2 separate regions of the Homo sapiens genome follow, and region 2 is linked to region 1. A link is a loop called in an ENCODE intact Hi-C map of the cell type or tissue named here. Cell type or tissue: B cell. All regions are shown on one strand.

Region 1 (2,500 bases):
TCCAAGGGTGGGGAGGTGGTTGAGTACATCTCTCTGAGGGTCTGGGCCAGGGCTCAGCACTTCATCATTTCAGCTGTCCATATTTGGAGGGCATCTGTTTCCTTCCGCCTTCCACAGAGGAGGAAGATGGGTACACATGTGGCTAGTAACCATTAGCCGTCGACTTCCGGTTTTGTCTTTCTGGCTCTTTATGATTGACAAGTGCTGGCATGTTGGCCTTTCTGCCCCTTAGCAGCCCTCCATGCAGGAAAGCGGGAGGGAGGGGTGTGTGGCCAGTGCTAGGATGGGGTCTGTATGGAAGAGTAGCTCCAGGAAGTGGAGCCTCATCAAGGCAGGTAGCCCACGCTTCCCGAGGAGGTGACATTTGGTCGGGCTTTGAAGGCTAAGGTGGGAGTCTGTCAGACTGAAAAGGAAAGGCATGCCAGGCAGAGGGGCCTGTGCAAAGGCTAAGAGAGCCTGGCTTCTCGGCTCCTGTGTCTGCTTTGCCCCTAGAGCTTGCCCAGAACAGTGACCTAAGTCTGAGATCCTTCCGACCCACACTGCAGAGGGAATGTCTCCTAAAACTACTGTTTATCTCACCTCAAGCTGGTGTTTTCCCCTTGTCCGTAGAGAAGGAAAGGGTAGCAAAAAAAGAAGGAAGGTGAGGAGGGAAAGTGAACAGAGAGCGACTGGACTGAGCACCTGCTGGCTTGCTCTGCTGTGTCACTGCCATAACTCTTCCCTAGCTATGCACCGTGGCCCCTTGCTCTCCTGCGGGCACACTACTGCCTTGGGCCTTTGCACGCACTGGCCGCCTGTCCTGCCTGCAGTGCTCTTCCTGGAGAGCCACAGGGCCGATTCCTCCTTCTCCTTAGAGTCTTCTCTCAAATTACCTCTCTTGATGAGGCCTGCCAGACCACCTTATTTAAAACTACGAACCTAGTACCCGTTCCCCTTAGCGAATGTTTCCCCCAGAGCACTCAGTCGCGGTGTAACGCCCTGTACAATTTACTGATTTATGTTGCTGCTTATTGGCTGCCTCCCTTCCGTGCGTCTCCCCAACTCCTCCCATAGAAGCCACCAAGGGCAGAGTTTTTTTTTATTTTTTGTTTTTTTAATCTCTTATAGTGGTGGATCTCAAGCACCCGAACATAGTAGGCACTCAATAAATGTTTGTTGAAGTATGAGTGAATTCAGCCCTGGGCAAAACGTGACCCCATTTCACAGACTAGGAAGTGGAGGCCCAGGGTCTTGCAGCCCTGTGGGGAGAGGGCTGCCCAGCGCCCCGCAGGAGCCTCCCGCCCGGCATACCCACGGGCCAGTGCCGGGACTGGGCGCGGGGCGGCGCGCGGGCGCAGGTAGCCATGGTGACAGCGCCCCAGACTACTCGTATTTCCTGCCTTTTGTGTTCGCACATGCCCCAGCCCCCAGCCCGGGCAGACGCCCCTGATTGGCCGTCACACTGCGGAGGGGCGGGGCGGGGTGAGCGGAAAGGGGCGGGGCTGACCTGTGGGCGGGGCCCCCGGGGCGAGGCTGGTCTTGTACTGGCGCGCGCTGCCTGTGATTAACAGGCGGGCGCGGCCGCGCGCGGCTGGAAAGGGGCGGGGCTTCCGGAACAGCCGCCCCGGGAGCCTGGGATAGGGGTGAGTGCTCCTTGATGGCGGCCCCGAACAAAGGACGCCTCCAGACCCGGGCTTCCTGTCCGTAGTTTTTCTTGGCCCTTGGAGTCTGAGAGTGAGAGGCCTGCTAGGCCAGCGCCCCCTAATCCTCATCCGGCCGTGGGTGGCCAGGCACTGCAGACGTGTCCCCGGGGGCCGACCACCTTACTTGCCACGCTGGCCCCTCCCTCTCCTCACCACCACAGGGCCTTTGCACGTCATTCCTGGACACTCTTAAAGTCCTTCTTTCCGGCCGATTCCTCACCCCCTCAGGAGGCTCTCCACACAGACCGTGACCTGCCCTGCCTGGCACTCCTCTGCCCAGCGTTTATATCTCTTTTTGTGCACTCTCCGCCCTCATCACACGTGTGCCTCAGGGCAGGGCCCTGTCTGTGGCCTGGCACACAGTAGGTGCTCGGTTTGTGTTGTTGAATGCCTCCATTCATCAGGTTGCCTGAGGCTTCCTTGGTGGGTGGTGCCGGCTGTACTGGCCCGGGACTTGGGAGGAAGGGAGACAGATGTGCCTTCAGACCCAGACACAGAAGAGTTTGTCTCCAAAGCCAGGGCACTGGGTCAGTGTCTGGCCTGGACCCCAGGCCCGAGGAGCCTGGTTTGGTGTGTGCCCTTGGTGAATGGCCTACTGTGCTGGCCAGACAGGAGCCCCAGGGGCTGGCCCTGCCTCAGGAGGAAGGCAGGGTCACAGACACAGGCTGGAGGGGCCTGGAGTGAGGGCTGCTCAGGACCCCTGCCGACCAGACCTGGGAGCCCCAGCATCTGACTCTTCGTTTGTGTATTACTTGCTGTGCCTTGTCCTGGCTTGACAGGGTTGGAGTGGGGGTTGGAGTGGTAGAGCAGCGAGAAAA
Region 2 (2,500 bases), 340 kb after region 1:
CTGCGTTAAGGTGGTATGGGGGGCAGGTGCAGTGGCTCATGCCTGTAATCTCAGAACTCTGGGAGGCCAAGGCTGGCAGATTCCTTGAGCTCAGAAGTTCAAGACCAGACTGGGCAACAATGGTGAAACTCCATCTCTACAACATAATACAAAAATCAGCCAGGCGCGGTGGCTGATTTTCTCCCAGACTGAGGAGGGAGGATCACCTGAGCCTGGGAGGTCGAGGCTGCAGTGAGCTGTGATCACGCCACTGCACACCAGCCTGGGTGATCAAGTGAGACCCTGTCTCAAAAAAAAAAAAAAAAAAAAAAAGGTGGTATGGGGATCCACTTTTTTTTTCTTGAGACAGGTTCTCGCTCTGTTGCCCATGCTGGAGTGCAGTGGCAGCATCTTGGGGATCCATTTTGAACCTCTTCAAGCTTGTCCCACCTGAGGTCTGCAGCCACATGTGGCCCAGGACCACTTTGAATGTGGCCAAACACAAATTCGTAAACTTTCTTAAAACATTATGAAATTTAGGCAGGGCACAGCGGCTCACGCCTGTAATCCCAGCACTTTGTGAGGCTGAGGCAGGCAGATCACTTGAGGTCAGGAGTTCGTGACCAGCCTGGCCAACATGGTGAAACCTCGTCTCTACTAAAAATACAAAAATTAGCCGAGTGTGGTGGCACGCGCCTGTAATCCCAACTACTTGGGAGGCTGAGGCAGGAGAATCACTTGAACCCAGGAGTCGGAGGTTGCGGTGAGCCAAGATCACACCACTGAACTACAGCCTGGATGACAAAGTGAGACTCCGTCTCAAAAAAACAAAACTAAAACAAAGAAAAAAAAACTGAGGTTTTTTGTTTGTTTGTTTTTTGAGATGGAGTTTCGCTCTTGTTGCCCAGGCTGGAGTGCAATGGCGCGCAATCTCCACTCACCGCAACCTCCGCCTCCCGGGTTCAAGCAATTCTCCTGCCTCAGCCTTCCCAGTAGCTGGGATTATAGGCGCGCGCCACCACGCCCGGCTAATTTTGTATTTTTAGTAGACATGGGTTTCTCCATGTTGGTCAGGCTGGTCTCGAACTCCCAACCTCAGGTGATCCGCCCGTCTCGGCCTTCCAAAGTGCTGGGATTACAGGCGTGAGCCACCGCGCCCGGCCAAAACATTGAGGGTTTTTTTGGCGATTTTTTTTTAAGCTCATCAGCTATCGTTAGTGTTGGTGTATTTTACGTGTGGCCCAAGACAATTCTTCCAATGTGGCCCAGAGAAGCCAAAAGATTGGACACCTCCATTTATAGTATAAAATGAAAGCCACTAGGCTTTCGGCTCAGCCCCTTTTCCTTACACTGCCAGTCAGCTGCGCTCAGGGACCCGCAGTTCAGAGTTCAACACGGGCAGATTCCCTCTCTTCCTTGCTTGCTCCTGCCAGCCGCAGCCGTGGGCCAGTACAGCATGGCCCGGCCCCGCCCCGGCTCTTTCCAGAGGTCCGCAGCCTGGCCGGCCCAGCGGGCGGAACCGATAGTGTCTGGCACTTGGCTCGCCCGGACTCTGAATCCTGGAGCACCAGGCGCCCACGAGAACGCTGTTCTCTTTGGCTTCCGGGCGCACGCTACTCTGTCGCCGCCGTCAGACCGGAATTGCCGGTGCCGCCGCCACCGCTGTCTGTGCGCCCACCTCTGCTGCTACCATGGGGATCTTAGAGAAGATCTCGGAGATCGAGAAGGAGATCGCTCGGACACAGAAGAACAAGGGTGAGGGCCGGCCGGGCGGGGCCTTCCTTTCTGCCTGCCTCAGTTTTCCTGTCTGTAAAATGGGGGAACAACTCCAGCAGTAATGCTGGGGCAAGATCCGAGGCCGCGGAGAAGTTGCCAGACAAGTGCCGAGGCCGCCCTGCGCGCCCAAGGCAGGGCCAGGCGGGAGCGGGTCTCACGCCCAGGTCTGACTGCAAACGTACCCCAAGAGATCTGGTCAGTCCCAGACCGTGTGCCCGAGTAGAGTAGTCCCAGCTCACAGAGCAAGCATCTGACCCAGAGAGAGGCGGAGCTGGGGTTCAAACCTCAGTCTCCTGATGGCTGGGCCTGGGGCCTGGGTCTACTCTGTTGTTTTGGGAAGTGCAAGAGGAGACCTCTCAGGAACAGCCTCACCCAGCAGCTGAGAGCCCATTGGAGCAAGGGAATCAGGACTCTGGAGTCTGGAAGGCCTGGGTTTGAGCCCCAGGTCCACCACGTACCTTCTGTAAAACATTGGAAAGTCACTTCATTTCTTGGAGTCTCAGTGTCCTCATCTGTAAATGGGGTAATACTCCCCTGCTCCATCTTAGTACACAGCTGAGTTAAATTAGATGGCCTTTACAAAGCACTGGGCACATGGTGAGCACTCAGTATTTAAAGTAAACACCCCAACATAGATAATACATAATGAAGCCTCAAATCTGGACTTTAGAATGTAAGGGCTGGAGGAGCTCACAGAAGAGAGGTGAGGAGAGAACGATGACACCAGGACAAAGTGGGACTTGAG

Evidence for each region. Peaks named below come from ENCODE experiments on the same cell type or tissue, not always from the same donor. Only the 100,000 strongest peaks of a DNase experiment are listed, where the experiment ranks them.
Region 2: it touches region 1 in a loop (9-fold over the local background); 2 of 110 quality-filtered maps call a loop at or near these places.

What each region holds. Positions count from the first base shown.
Region 1 is chr17:17,750,885-17,753,384 of GRCh38, forward strand. The region is part of intron 2 of RAI1 (retinoic acid induced 1); the gene reads left to right. Among named protein-coding and RNA genes, the nearest start is that of RAI1-AS1, 14 kb to the right of the region's middle. RefSeq lists enhancers at 737-856, 1,371-2,072 and a silencer at 1,197-1,666. In B cell, CTCF peaks have their summits at 1,281 and 1,730; DNase peaks (open chromatin) are centred at 157 and 1,447; H3K4me3 peaks cover 2,151 bases; H3K27ac peaks cover 2,500 bases.
Region 2 is chr17:18,086,354-18,088,853 of GRCh38, forward strand. It overlaps DRG2 (developmentally regulated GTP binding protein 2), which reads left to right and starts at 1,595. Exons shown (of 13, transcript NM_001388.5): 1 at 1,595-1,734. The coding sequence starts at 1,671. RefSeq lists enhancers at 1,253-1,412, 1,478-1,979, 1,603-1,922, 1,973-2,022, 1,980-2,479. In B cell, no CTCF peak of the experiment used is centred here; a DNase peak (open chromatin) is centred at 1,538; H3K4me3 peaks cover 1,553 bases; H3K27ac peaks cover 1,613 bases.